Regions from separate parts of the Homo sapiens genome. Here region 1 is linked to region 2. The links are chromatin contacts, found by Hi-C or POLR2A ChIA-PET in ENCODE. All regions are on one chromosome and are shown on one strand. The core of a region is the stretch at or near the end of the contact, and the rest is flanking DNA. Distances in the headings are between cores, read along the strand shown. Region 1 holds the start of TTC39C-AS1 (TTC39C antisense RNA 1). Region 2 holds the start of CABYR (calcium binding tyrosine phosphorylation regulated).

Region 1 (7,342 bases), core at 1,540-4,039, 120 kb before region 2:
TTCAGGGATCTGGGCAAATGGTTCCACAGATCCAAAGTTCCAGCAGCCTGTAAGTGCATGTTGTCAGGGTGACCTCGGGCAGTGTGTGGCCAGGGGAGCCCTCCATGCCAATGGCCTCATGTGGGCCTCAATGAGCAGTACAGTCCCTAAGACCTGCGTTTGAGGGCCCTGCCCATCAAAACACACACACACACACACACACACACACACACACACGCATAAATTTATTTAAAAACATACAAGCACCTCTGTAACTTGGGATCTGGCATTCAGTGCTGCCTCAGTGGGGTGCATAACCCTCAACATCCATTCTCATGATTGATGCCATGCAGGCTCCAGGGAACGCTTCTTCTCATCTTTAGCTCAGTGCCCTAAAAACAAAAGGTTACAGCCTCTCAGTGCCATGAAGGATGGTGACACTGCTGATGTTTGAGACTAACATTATGTTAAATCCAAGAAAACCTAGATTTTCTTTTAAAGGTCAGCTTGTCAAATCCTTCTTCTCAGACAGCATGAATGCAGTGACTCCTGCATTACAACGTACTGTTTCCCAAGGATGTGAATCGTCCATTTTCTTGCTTCTGTCAGTGTTCCAGTTTGTGGTTCCAGATGTACTCAAGAATTAGCATGGCTTTGCAACAGTTACACATGACACTTAAGGAGTGGCAGTAATTCTTATTACTCTAAAATTTCTATTTATAAAAGTTGAAAATCCTGTATGGATTTAGATATTCTTATAAGGGATGGTACAATTTACAAAATAAGTAAAAGCAACTTACATGACAAAATTATTTTGCATTTTTCTGTAATAACTTATTATATTGGTCCCATGATAATGGATGACATAATGTTTAAAATTCAGGAGTTATTTCTAAACCTGAGGATTGCTTTCATTTAAAAAAAATTCTGTTATAAATGTTTCAGCAAAGTTTCTTCAAGTTGAAATTAATAAACTACACTCTAAAAACGACAGCGACTCAAGGAAGGTTGTCCAATTTGGCATTAGAGCATAATCTTGATTGCAACACTACATTAAGGGATTTTGCTAAATTAGAGAAAAATAAATTTGTGGAAAAAACATAAAGATGATTTATGAATTGCTTGTCTCTAGAATATTAGGCATCCAGATATCACCAGCCCATCATCAGAACAGTGAGACTTCTGTGATAATGGTTAAATTCAGTCACTTTTGATGTTTTGCTGACATTTGGTCATATGAACGCCAAAGCTTTGCAAGAATAATTGGCAGTGTGAGAATAGAACACACTTTGGCAGCTGAATTTATAACTTTTAAATATTTGGGCACATGGCATATAGGCCTCCATTTCTCCTCCTGCCCCACTGCGCAAATGTTGGTGGCGGGCTGGAGTGGGTGGTACCGGGATCCGAGGGGCTCTGCCTTGCAGTCCCGCAGCGCGGGGCTCCGGGGAGCTGCGGGGCAGGTGCCAGAGACCCCGCCCCCGCCGCCCACCTCCTCGGGAATTGGCTGCCCTGGTCCTAGGGGGCGGCCCCAGGGTCGGGATGAAGTCTGGGGTCGCGGGCGCGGGCTGCGTGGGGTTTCAGTTACTCGTGGAGTTTCAGTTACTCGTGGACAAAGCGCCGCGCGCTAGCATAGCGGCCCGGGCGGAGTTCCCCTTCCCTTTCCCTTTCCTTCCACATCCGCACGCTCGTTCTCCCTCCGCGCCTTGCCCTCCTCCCGACTCCTGGGTCCGGCCCCTTCGGGGGAGGGTGGGGCGCTCGGGTCTCCGGGTCTCGCGTGCGTGTGTCCGAGCAGTCCTGGGCGGTGGGCGAAGGCGCGGCTTGGGGACCCGGGAGGGGCCGGGGCGCGGGGGCTGCAGGAAGTGGAGGCGGCCGCCGCTCGGGGACCGGCTTGGCGGGGTGAGAGACACCCGGAAACGGATTCCGCTTCGGGGCCCGCGCGAGTTGGGTGCTTCGGAGGGCGCGAGAGGAGCGGGCGGGTGCTGCTGAGTAATCCCCGCGGCGGCGGCCGGACGCCCACCTCCCACGCCGCGCCGCAGCCGGGCCGCGGCTCCTCCCTCCGCGGTCCTTCCCTCCTCTTCCCTCCCGTCTTCTCCCCTCCCCTCCCCTCCCCTCCCGGCTCCGCTTGGCTCCGGGCAGGTAGAGCCGGGCTCCGGGCGCGCGCGGGGCCGCAGCAGCTGCTCCCGATCTCGCCTCGGCCCAGCGCAGGGCCTCGCACGCCCATGGCCGGCTCGGAGCAGCAGCGGCCGCGGCGGCGGGACGACGGAGACTCGGACGCGGCAGCGGCGGCGGCGGCGCCCCTGCAGGACGCGGAGCTGGCCCTGGCCGGCATCAACATGCTGCTCAACAACGGCTTCAGGGAGTCGGACCAGCTTTTCAAACAATACAGGTGACCCACGCGTCCCCGATTCCCCAACCCTGCAGCGCGCACCTCGTGTCCGGCTCACGCGCCTCGACCTGCGGCCCCCGGGAGCCCCCTCCCCCTCCTGTCGGTCACCGATTCCGGTCCTCAGGTCTCCTCCCTGGCAAGATCAGCCAGAGGGAATGCGCCTCTGCCACATCTCCTCGTCCACCCCCTACCCCCGGCTCCGTTGTCCTTTCCCTCCCGGGACCCGCCGCGCGCCCGCCCCGCGCGCCCGCAGTCCCCCTCTCACTTTCTCCCAGCCTCGCCCTCCCACAGACGTGCCCGGTGCCGGTAGGCTCCTCTCTGCAGGGCAGCTGGCTTTGGGACCGGATGAGATTTGAGGCAGCAGCGAGCCTGGGACCCGGGCTTGTCGTGACTCTGGCTCGCGTGCTGCCCCGGCAGCCTTTGTGACACGGAGCCCTCCGGCTGCCTGCTCCTCGCGCCTCGCATGGCTCTGCAACATTGTGCAATTCCAGACGCTTTTATTGTTTGAAAACAGATACGCACAATTGCTTTGCCGTGCAGGAATTTAAAAATTTCAGCTCAACTCTGCCCACTCATCTCTCTGCCTTGTCTTCTGCAAACTCAGTCCTCAAAATGAGTTCCTGATGTCTTTCAAGCAGGCGTTATTTATTAAGAATTTTTCCAACGTAAATAAAGGAAGGAAGAAAATGGAGGGATTTTTAAAAAGTATGAGAATGGTAGGAAAACACGTGTGTTCAGTTAATTTTTTATTTGTCTTTTAAAAAATAAAGCGAAAGAACTGAAACCTGGTAGTTTTCCTGTGGGAGTGGAAGGAACCTTCATTTCTTTGGGGACCTGGAGTGTTTGTTCTCGGGTTGAGGAAGCAAGTTTGTGATTTGCCGTCTGATTGTTGACGAGCCTTAAGGACGTTGATTAGCAGCTTTCCCCAACACGTTTAAGGACCACATGCTTCACGCTATGGAGACCCTGTAGTTTGGTTGGAATGAGAGGACCAATGTACAACTGTGACCGGGAGACAGAGTCTGTAAGAATGAGAATGCCTAAAGTCTCAGACCTCAGAGAATGGTGGTTTCTACCCAGCAGAGCTTCCACCTTCTTAATGGCGAAGCAAGTATCTCACAACTGTGAACTTTTCACTAAAGCCCTTTTACTTTTAAATCGGTGATTTTTTCCCCCCTTTGGTCTGAAAGTAAAAACAACTTCGCTTTACTTAGAACATTTCATTTTTAAAGCATACAGGTCTGGTTTCAAGATGGAGTTTCATCAAAGGCTGTTGATGGGGGATTTAAAAGGTTTACTTGTCACACAATTTCTCTTTTGTAGTTTTTAAGAAGCCCTCAGGAAAAAAGGTGTGAATATTTCCTGTACCGTGCTATGATTCCTTTTTTAGACTACCAGTTTGTGTCGTATGAGAGAAGGATGGAGATAGTTGTAGAGTCAAATTTACCCTTTTTAGTTGATGATTTAGGTACTTGCATGTTTAAGTACTTCTTGCTTTGAAGTCTCCTGTGATATTTATTTTAATGGTCTTTTTTAACCCTTCTTTAGTAGGCGAAAATACTACCTTTACATTGAAAGCATGAAATTTTTGCACTATCTAAGAAATTTTATGCACTGTTAATAGAAGGCAGTATATGAGTGGTTGGAAAACTCTCTCCCAGCAACAGCAGAGAGATGCCCCTTCAAAGATACTTCTCTGTGGGTGAGTGCGTTGGAGGTGTCCAGGGAATATTTACCTTGTATAGCTAGGTGCTGTCTGCTTGTATTTTGAAATGGGAACTGAAGATAAGGCAGGGAAAACTGTAGTACCTCTTTTCTGCCAAGCACAGTGCTAGACACATTCCCTTATATATTCTCACTATTCTCATGACAACAAAAGAGTGAGGTGTATCTTATCATGACAGTTTTGTAACGAGGGACATGAGACTTAGTTTTTACTGTGGACCAGGACACAAACACTATAGTTCTAAATCAAGGACTCTTTTCATTTTACCATTCTGCTTCCCTCACTAAATTTATGATAATTTGTCATCTGCTCTGAGACCTTATTTTCCAGCAATGTTAAAAAGCCTTTTTTAGAGATGGTGGGAGGGAAAAAGACAGGTAGACAGAGATGGTATCATCCTATCAGCTTTCCTTGGCTCCATCTGATTTGTTTGTGGTGTGGACAATCATTGCGTTCTTCCCCCCTCCCAAAAGGTGCTTCTGATGTATGTTTTGGAAAGCACGGTTGCATACAGGTGTGATCATGGACCAGAGTCCTGCAACCTGGGTTCCAGTCTTTTGCCATTTTGTGGCTGCTGACTTTGGTTTCTCAAAATTTGCTTCCTTATCTATAAAATAGGAGTAACAGTAAGAGTACCCACATTATCGTGTGGTGGTTAGAATGAAAAGAAATAATCCATGGCCCCGACTAAGTGTAAGCACTCAATAAACTCTAGCTAGCTTCTGTACGTGGTGCCTTCCCCGCTAGTATTGTGTTTTCTTCTTGACTGCATAGTTCGAGTACAAGACACAATGTCCTGTGTGCAGGTAGCTTTTCTATTTAAAGTTCATCTTACGTATTACGTATGAAGGATTTAAGACTCTGTTATGCATTGGGAAACTTCCCTTTCTGTTCCAAAGTTAAATGGCCTGCTGAAGGCTCAGCAGTGACTTGATAAATGTTTGAGGAGCACCCCCCTGGCTCATTTTATCTACATAACAGGGATAGGCAAATTACCCTCTCTGTCTCCTTTTTTAATGATTGTTTATCACAGGGGGACACCCTTCCTCTACTAGTAAACCTTCCAGAGTCTTATTGTTACAATTTAACAGTAGAAACGTATTTTGTATCTAGTGTAACAATATTTTTTATTAAAGCAAGAAGGTCATTTTCTCATGCCACCTTACTAGAATGGTGAAAGTTTATCAACAGCTGCCTGATGAGAAATGGTTACTTTGTAGAAACAGATTATCCTGAAGGCCACTCTTGAATTCGTGGCAAGTCTGGATTGTATAATTCAGATATTATGCATATAGGAATTAGAAATATATGCACAGTTAGAAGCCTTCTTTTGGAATATAGGGCAGCTCCCTGGTTGGGATTTGAAACTGTAGCTGCCTTTCTATTGGAAGTATAGTAATAATGTAGCAACAAACTGCCCTTTGGTGGTGCTGAGCCACCATTATGCACTTTGAGGTGTTTTCCCAAAGGTTAGGATAGATTTGTCCTGCTGGAGGGCGCTTCTGCTTTGAACCCAAGTCCATGTGTTTGTAAGTTCGTGATCTTGACCACCTGAAGTCAAGTTCCTGATCTTGGTCTTAGTGCCCAGTGCTCTAGTCTAGCAGCAGTCGCTCCCCCTCCACACACACACACTCATTCCCTTCCTCACTCACTGTTTGCATATGTGACGTGCACTCAGACCTTTAGTTGCTCAGGCACATAAGACAGGCTGTGGGTTAGGTGCCAAAGACATGTGCTAGATATTTCGGTGCTGCAATGTAGGTGTAGGTAAAGCTGATGGTGATAGGGAGGCTGGGAGACATACGCATGGTCCCCTGGAGCCTGTGGAAGAAAAGAGAAGCAGCGTCTAACTCAGCCTGAAGGACAGTTTTGTGGAGGAAATGATGCCTGAGCATTATGATGGGGTAGAAGAGAATCAGTTGAATGAGGAGTTGGGAGGGGCGGGGCAAGGAGAAAAGGAGAATGTGAGAGGTGGTGAGGTTTAAACGGAAACCTAGGAGAGGAAACAGCGGAAAAACCCACGTGGAGACATGAAATGACATTGGGAAAAGAGTGGTCAGAACTGCAGGCTCACAAGTGTTGCTAGGCCGTTGCACTGGATGGCTTGTTCTGCACTTATTTTCTTCCTACCACTGGTCAGTCCATGTTTCCCATGGTCGGTGCTTTCCTCAGGTTTACTTTGCTACTGGGTGTCTCGTCAACTCACTTTTCACCATGACCATTGTCCACAGCGTGGCTGTCACAGCCATAATTCACCGTTGGCTCCTTGGGACTTCAGGATCCTAACGTCACCACCTTTTTTCTCTTTATGGCTTGACATATTACTTTTTAACAGAGGACTGGCAGTAATGAAGCACATGGAGGCCTGAGGAGCGTGAGACGTTTGGAGCTTCTGACCCAAATGAGCTTCGCAGTTCTTATTTCTGCTGCCCTGATGCTGAGCCTCCCTCCTCCCCTCTTGAGGTTACCAGCCCATCTCCCGCTTTAACTCTTGGCATTCTTTTTGATCCTAAGACTTCTGCAGTCTTTACCTCTGCCAGGGCTACTACCAGTTTCTGGCTGTAGATATTTTAAAGAGTCCTACTTACTCATGGTCAACTAAAATAGGAAACATGTATCGTTACTATGAATGTTTATTGGTACATAGTTGCTATGAATTGTGACACTTCCTTTTCCATTTTAAACTATAAAATGGCGAAAATGTATTAAAAAGCAAGAAAAATGTATAGTAAGTAATGTGAGTGTACATCAAAGGAATGTATGGACCCTAAATTGTTTAACACAGTTTTTGGCGCATGTGACAAAGCCATATGAGAAAGCCATAGGATCTGTGGCCTCATTTTGTGAGCATGTTGATTGCAGAGCCAGTGTTACCATACAGATGGTTCCATATAATCCAGGAGTTGGTAAACTATGGCCCGTGGGCCAATTCTAGCCTGACACCAGCTTTTGTAAATAAAGTTTTGAGACACAGCCATGCTCATTTGGTTATGTGTGGTCTGTGGTTGCTTGTGCACTACACCTGCAGAAATGAGTAGTGTCAGAGACCATATGGCATGCAAAGCCTAAAATATCTACTCTCTGGCCTTTTACAGAAAAAGTTTTTTGACTTCTGAGAAAACCTCAGCGCTTCCTGGAGAAACTCAAAGGCGCTTGTAAGAGATGTTGAGTCAGCAGGCCTCTGAGCCTCTTCTCTGCCTAAAACCATGTCAGATTCTTGGGAGGACTGGAAGGACTTGCAGGCTGTC
Region 2 (7,739 bases), core at 113-2,612:
CTTTTTAAGTATGTAAACTTCCCGAGAAGAGGGAGCTTTCCTGGCACTCAGTAAAATAATTATTAAGTGGATTAATGAATGGCACCAGATAATGCTGACTGAGGCCTTAACATTGCTTTTATTGCAAAGTGCTCTGGAAGCCCTAATTTTTTCTGAATTAAAAAATAGGGTTTTGTTTTATTTTGGTTTGGTTTTTGTTTTGTTTTGTTTTGTTTTTGGTCAGATATCTGCCCTGGCGATGCTCTTTGGTTTAAAGTAGTTGCTTTTTAAACATTTGAAGATGGATCAAAATTAAGGCTGCTTGTACTCTGATAATCATGATTATGGTGTTATTTAGAGCCCAGCCCAAATACCTGAGCCTAAATGAGTGAAAGAGCAGAGAGTGGGCGTTTTTTTGTTTTTTTTGTTTTGTTTTTTGTTTTTTTGAGACGGAGTCTCGCTCAGTAGCCCAGGCTGGAGTGCAGTGGTGTGATCTGGGCTCACTGCAACCTCCGCCTCCCAGGTTCAAGCAATTCTCTGCCTCAACCTCCAGAGTAGCTGGGATTACAGGCACCCACCACCACGACCGGCTAATATTTTGTATTTTTAGTAGAGACAGGGTTTCACCATCTTGGCCAGGCTGGTCTTGAACTCCTGACCTCGTGATCCACCCGCCTCGGCCTCCGAAAGTGCTGGGATTACAGGCGTGAGCCACCGTGCCCGGCAGAGTGGGCGTTTTTAAATGAAGCAGTATTCCTTTAGTTTGGTAAAATTGAGCTGAAGTTACACACAGTAACACCTTGACTTGTTGCTGACGGTGTGCTTTGTGGGGATAGTTGGTGTCTGATCTCAACTGTGGAGAAACAGGAAGTTTCTGGATTCATGCTGAACTCCCATTCCACAGGCGAGTTTCACAAAAGAAAAAGTGCTCTGTTGCATACAATTATTCACTGTGTGTCTACAACGTGGCAGAAATTATTATTCCTAAAGGTGACCGAAGAGAGCTATAGTTTATGGGGCCAGGAGCAATGTGTGGAATGGCGAGGCAGTGACAAGACAGCACTGCCATAAATCTCTTACTTTCTTTCCAAACGAGCTCTAATTTTAAGCTCAACGACCAAAGACGGAGAGGCAGTCGCTTTGAGCTACTCCTGGCTATTTGTTGGGAAATCACCTAAATCCGTTCAGATTTAGCCAGAAAAGGGGAAATAAGTCTCCCTCGCCGGCCAAATCATGGCCTTTGTCGCTTTCGGCTCCCCATTGGCTGCGGCCGCTGTGGCCCCGCCTCCTTGAGTGGTGCGGAGCTTTGTGATGCGGAGCTTCGTGATGCACGCCCCGATGCCTGCGGGGCTATAAAAACGCTCGCAAGCGCCAAGTCTCCTCAGGAGCCGCCGGCAAGGGGGCAACGAGGAAGCTCTTAAGAGCGCGGCCGGAAAGCAGGTGGGGAGAATCTGGAGAAAAGGCGCACCCTGCGGCCTCGGAGACCATTATGTCTCAGGGAGTCTCTCGCAGTGGGAGAGGTCGTCGGGGCAGGCGGAGGGTCCTCAGAGTCGGGGGTGGGGGGCCTGTGGGGCGGCCCCGGCCCACACCGGGGAGTGCGGCGACCAGACGGCCAGCTGCCGAATCTGAGGCCTCGGTGGGTCCGTCGCCCGCCTCTCTTGGACAAGTCCAGGCGATGTGAGCACGCCCAGCCTCCTACATTTCACTCCCGTCTCTCCCAAACAGACCTAGCGCAAAACGAGCACTGACACAGCGGGGGCCCACATCCCGGAGGTTCTTTAGGGAGAGGTCGGGGAGTGCGGTTACCTATGGCTCCGAAGTCCCCGCTGGCATCCTGAAAGGCATCGTATTTCTCGCTTAAGGCGTTACCCTTGTGGTAGTGGGCGCATGGACGTTTACAGTTGGGCGGGGCAGGATTTAAATTCCGCCAGTGGTGGACCAGTATTGGTGATAGGAGAGATCTGGGAAGAATTATTAAGCTGTCGCTTTTAAATAACCCTAATAGTGTTTGTGACAATTTTACCCGTTGACTTTTCTCAGCTTGCTTAGGACAGTTCTTTGTGGGGAACTGAACTGTAGGACGTTTAGCGTCCCTGGCCCCACACGTTCCCAAAGTCGGGGTGAGAACTAGTGGGACGGGGGATCATGGAGTGCATGGCCGCTGTCCCCACCTTTGGTAGCACCAACTGCTAACTGCCTCCTGAAAGGTTGTTGGCGCCATCATGGTTTCTGGGAGCCACTTTCTTTTTTATTCTTTTTTTTTTTTTTTGAGACGGACTCTAGCTGTGTCACCCAGGCTGGAGTGCAGTGGCGCGATCTCGGCTGTCAGCTCCGCCTCCCGGATTCACGCCATTCTCCTGCCTCAGCCTCCCGAGTAGCTGGGACTACAGGCACCCGCCACCACGCCCGGCTGATTTTTTGTTTTAGTAGAGACGGGGTTTCACCGTGTTAGCCAGGATGGTCTCCATCTCCTGACCTCGCCTCGTGATCCGCCCGACTCGGCCTCCCAAAGTGCTGGGATTACAGGCGTGAGCCACCGCGCCCGGCCTCTGGGAGCCACTTTCAAAACGGTCTATCTACTCACTTTGGGTACTTAAAGAAAATTAGACATATGATATATATGAGTATGTATCAAATATATATATGTATCAAATAGTATGTATGTATCAAACATGTCATGCTGCCTATGCCCCTTAGCATTTAGCATGTGGGACTGCGGAATCCCCACTTCTGATTTTTTAAAAAATTCTTTTTTTGTGAGTACACAGTAGGTGTATATATTTATGGGGCACATGAGATGTTTTGATTCAGACATACAATGTTAATCACATTGGGAATGGGGCATCTATCCCCTCAAACATTTATCCTTTGTGTTACAAACAATCCAGTTATACTCTTTCTGTTATTTTAAAATGTACAATTATTGACTATAGACACCCTGTTGTGCTTTCAAGTAGTAGGTTTTATTCATTTTTTATACCCATTAACCAGCCCCACTTTCCCCCTCCCCCACCCAGGCCCCATTACCTTTCCCAGCTTCTGGTAACCATCCTTCTCTATGTCCGTGGGTTCAATTGTTTCAATTTTTAGCTCTCACAAATAAGAGACCATGCAATGTTTTCCTTTCTGTGCCTCACTTACTTCATTTAACATAATAATCTCCAGTTCCATCCACTTTGTTGCAAATGACAGGATCTCATTCTTTTTTAATGGCTGAATAGTACTCCATTGTATGTATGTACCACATTTTCTTTATCCATTCATCTGTTGATAGACGCTTAGGTTGCTTCCAAATCTTAGCTATTGTCAACAGTGCTGGAACAAACATGGGAGTGCAGATATCTCTTCTGTATACTGATTTCCATTTGGGTATATACCCAGCAGTGGGATTGCTGGATCACTTCTGGTTTTTTAAAGATGGTTTAATTCAGTAAATCTGTTGAATGATATCGTAAAAGGAAGTTTTCATTAAGGGATTCAATTATACTTAATTATATACTGAAAGGATTTGCTTTGGCCAGTACAGATTCATTTTGTCCTGACCTTTGGGAAGATGAGATGTGTTTTTAAGTATTGAACATTTTGCTATGAGATATTCGTTACTTTATAATAGAAGCTGTGCCCTTCTATAATTGTTGTAACTGAACTATGCCACTTAACCCCGTGAAACTCATTATTTACTGTAGGGATGTTGTTGAGGACATGGTTCATTATATCACACTATTTGCTTTATAAGGACTTGGGGGAGAAATTTCTCCTGGGTTTCAGTATCCAGAATAGCTGTGGTTCTCCCATACAACTGATGTGTTTTTCACCTCAAGAAACCTGAATCATTTAACCACCTATCTCCTATTTTGTGATGGCTGCTTGGTAGCTTAGGGGCCGATTTGATGCCCATCTTTATCAAAGTGAAGGAGCTATGGCATGCATTGGAGTGCTAACTTTACCTGTAGCTTCACCTTGTTTTTCCTATCTTAGTTTTCCTAGGGATTTTCTTAAATATTTAATTTTGTTCTTTAGAAGCCTTAGGTGATTTTTTAGGAGTCAGAATACATACACCCTGACACAGTTTCAGGTGGCAGCCTCTGCAACTCTGAGAATTACAGGTTGGTCTGTGCAGTATCTCTGATACCACTTAAAAGGCAGAAAGGCAGAAGGGGAAACATAAGGGAAAATTTGGGAAGAGGGTAAGGGAGATATGAGAAACGAAAGGTACAAATGACAGTGGGTGGTATAATAATACCACAAATAAATTATACTCACACTGATTAATGTTAAAAACAAAGTTATTCCTGCAGGTACAAAGCAGGCTGAAAAAACCCCAAAATTTAAAGCTAAAAAATGCACACTTAAACATGAGCAATGGTCGGGCACGGTGGCTCATGCCTGTAATCCCAACACTTTGGGAGCCTGTGGGTGGATCACAAGGTCAGGAGTTCAAGACCAGCCTGGCCAAGATGGTGAAACCCTGTCTCTACTAAAAATACAAAAATTAGCCGGGCGTGGTGGCCAGTACCTGTAATCCCAGCTACTCGGGAGGCTGAGGCAGAGAATTGCTTGAACCCAGGAAGGGGAGGTTGCAGTTAGCTGAGATCACGCCACTGCACTCCAGCCTGGGTGGCAGAGCGAGACTCCATCTCAAAAAAAAAAGCAGCATGTCTGAGAATATATTTAGAAAAATAAGGAAAAACATTTTCTTATAGAAAAAAACTTATCTTGTAACTGTTTGATGAATATATGTACAGAAGGGCCAGTGCCTGTGTGGTTTGGAAGGACTTGTTTAGAAACAGATACATGAAATGTTAACTGCACAAAATATTCACTGAATTTTACAGAGGCAGGTCTTGTTTTTTGTTCTTTGTTTTTAATGTCCTCAGGGTCTTGGCAGGGCTTTTCCTATGGATTTCTATCATGGTACTAGATTGCTCATCTGCACATAGTAGGCTATTGTTAGTAGGGTTGTGTGTTTTTTTTTTTTAAACTACCATCAAGAATTAGCCCATTTTACTAAAATGAATACCTACATATTAGAACTAAAGCTGATAATTTTAATAGGAGATAGTTTATTCTTGGAAACTATAGTTAACTCATAAGGACTATTTTAGTCACTTTGGGAGGCCGAGGCGGGCAGATCATGAGGTCAGGAGATCGAGACCATCCTGGCTAACACGGTGAAACCCTGGCTCTACTAAAAAATACAAAAAATTAGCGGGGTGTGGTGCCATGTGCCTGTAGTCCCAGCTACTCAGGACGCTGAGGCTGGAGAATCGCTTGAACCTGGGAGGCGGAGGTTGCAGTGAGCTGAGATCACGCCACTGCACTCCAGCCTGGGTGACAGAGTCTCAAAAAAAAAAAAAAAAAAAACCTATTTTAGTAAAACTAATTACTTCTAAGACTTTTTCTTCATTCTAGTTGAGTTACAGACATCCTGCCAAAATGATTTCTTCAAAGCCCAGACTTGTCGTACCCTATGGCCTCAAGACTCTGCTCGAGGGAATTAGCAGAGCTGTTCTCAAAACCAACCCATCAAACATCAACCAGTTTGCAGCAGCTTATTTTCAAGAACTTACTATGTATAGAGGTTTGTTATTCCTTTATATATTTGCTGCTTTGAAAAAGAAAACATTTTAAGTTAGGAATTTCATGTATCTGTATTTGATTTCCTGTATTGATTCCTTCAGGGAATACTACTATGGATATAAAAGATCTGGTTAAACAATTTCATCAGATTAAAGGTAAGTACCACAAGTAGTAATAGTTTTAATAATGATGTTTATTAATTATTGCATCATGACTAGCATATATTCAAACTTAAGAATGGTGCCCACAAATTATTTTATGTTTAATCACATTGTTCCTTTTTAAAATATATATATATATATTTTTAGAGACATGCTCTGTCACCCAGGCTGGAGTGCAGCGGCGCCGTCATAGCTCACTGCAGCCTGGGCTCAAGGGATCCTCCTGTCTTAGCCTCCCAAGTAGCTTGGACTGCAGTTGTAAGTCACCATGTCCAACTAATTTTTTATAAATTTTTGATAGTGATGGGGTCTTGCCTCGTTGCCCAGGCTAGACTTGAACTCCTGGATGCAAGTGATCTTCCTGCCACAGCCTCCCACAGTGTTGGGATTACCGGCATGAGGAGAATTGGATTTCATAGTTATAAAGACTCAAATTATGAGATTACTGAGGAAAGTTGTATAAATACTTTGTTGGAAGGTTTTTTTTTTTTCCTTTGCAATGGAGTCTCACTCTGTTGCCCAGGCTGGAGTGCAGTGGCGTGATCTTGGCTCACTGCAACCTCTGCCTCCCGGGTTCAAACGATTCTCCTGCCTCAGCCTCCCGAGTAGTTGGGACTCCAGGCGCCCACCAGCATGCCTGGCTAACTTTTGTATGTTTAGTAGAGATGGGGTTTTGCCGTCTTGGCTAGGCTGGTCTCGAACTCCTGACCTCAGGTGATCTGCCTGCCTCAACCTCCCAAAGTGCTGGGATTATACCTATGAGCCACTGTGCCCAACTGCTGTGTATGGTTATTAGTGAGTCTTGATATTTTTGGATTATCCCAGTGAGAGTGATGATGAGCAAGGAATCAGGATGGGAAAAGCTCACATGAGCAGAGAGCTATAGTATATACATCCAAGCAGAGAATAAAATAAAAATTGGCCACTAGGCCTTAGATGCTACAGAGTACTAAAAGGAAGGAGATCTGCCAATCCTTGAGTGAGATAAACAGGTAACACTTTCCACAAAATGGAAACATTTTAAGCAATGAATGCAGCGATGTCAGAGACCAACACCTAGAGGGCAGGGCGTGATGGCTCATGCCTGTAATTCCAGCCTTTTGGAGGCTGAGGCGGGAGGAGGATCACTTGAGCCCCGGAGTCCAAGACCAGCCTAGGCAAAATAGTGAGACCCCCATCTCTAAACAAACAAACAAAAGAAAACAAAAACACCCAGAGACCAGTTATGCCTCTACCAGAGGTAATGGAGAGCAGCATAAAAGGACATGTGGATCAGAGACAGAGCTTACCCCAGACTCAGCTTACCCCTCTTTAGAAGGAGGAGAATCTTTAATAAAGGAGCAATAGCCCAAAAGACTCACTAATTAACCAAAAGACTTTTAAACTAGAAGGGACAGATTTTTAAACCAAGATCAAGAACTGCTATTGGGAAACAAGCATTTTAATGCAAGATGAGATCAGTTAGAGAAAGTAATACTTTTCTGGCATATCTAAGTCACAGTGTGTAAATTTTGACCCCTTTACAACAGCATGGCATCCAAAGCTTTCTATGATTTCAGTCTGTCCTACCTTTGTAATCATTGCAATCATCTCATTTCATAGACCTCATGTGCCATATATTTAAGACAATCTGTCATCTCCTGAAATGTGAAATTTCAAATCATTTGATTTGGGCTTATGTTCCTTCTCCCTCCAGGAGTTCCTTTCAACTCCTTTTTCTACCTTTTAAATCCTACATATCCTTGAAGTCCAATCCATAATTTCATTTAACAAATATTTAAATTCCTGACAATTTCCAGATGCTGTGCTAGGTGAAATTCAGCAGAGAGGGAGAGATTTTTCATTTCAGCTATGATAGAGAAGCCAGTATTGGACTTATCCTCCTATCATAAACAGACATAAAAGCTGTATAAATTATATAAAACGAAGTCCAGCACCTAGATTCTTGGGAGAAAGGACTTCTAGAAATTCAGCCCATATTCACAGAGGCTTTCTTCCTGAGGACACTTTCAAATTCTT

What was found. A loop is a pair of places that touch in the nucleus more often than their neighbours do. ChIA-PET counts read pairs that join two places held with the same protein, here RNA polymerase II (POLR2A). Pooled maps may share reads with other maps.
Region 1: a map with no recorded cell type shows a loop between it and region 2 (4-fold over the local background). The contact joins the promoter of TTC39C-AS1 here to the promoter of CABYR in region 2. A Hi-C loop is called at or near these places in 2 of 168 maps with a recorded cell type or tissue (GM13976 and adrenal gland), 1 of 37 single-sample maps with no recorded cell type and 4 of 50 pooled maps. POLR2A ChIA-PET finds 5 or more read pairs at or near these places in 14 of 52 experiments (A549, AG04449, AG04450 and 9 more).

What each region holds. Positions count from the first base shown.
Region 1 is chr18:24,012,671-24,020,012 of GRCh38, forward strand. TTC39C-AS1 (TTC39C antisense RNA 1) reads right to left here and starts at 2,790. Exons shown (of 6, transcript NR_110796.1): 1 at 2,634-2,790; 2 at 247-371. TTC39C (tetratricopeptide repeat domain 39C) reads left to right here and starts at 2,084. Exons shown (of 14, transcript NM_001135993.2): 1 at 2,084-2,368. The coding sequence starts at 2,202. RefSeq lists silencers at 1,321-2,240, 2,321-2,500 and an enhancer at 7,328-7,342.
Region 2 is chr18:24,137,700-24,145,438 of GRCh38, forward strand. CABYR (calcium binding tyrosine phosphorylation regulated) reads left to right here and starts at 1,363. Exons shown (of 6, transcript NM_153769.3): 1 at 1,363-1,419; 2 at 5,392-5,560; 3 at 5,661-5,714. The coding sequence starts at 5,416. RefSeq lists an enhancer at 948-1,007.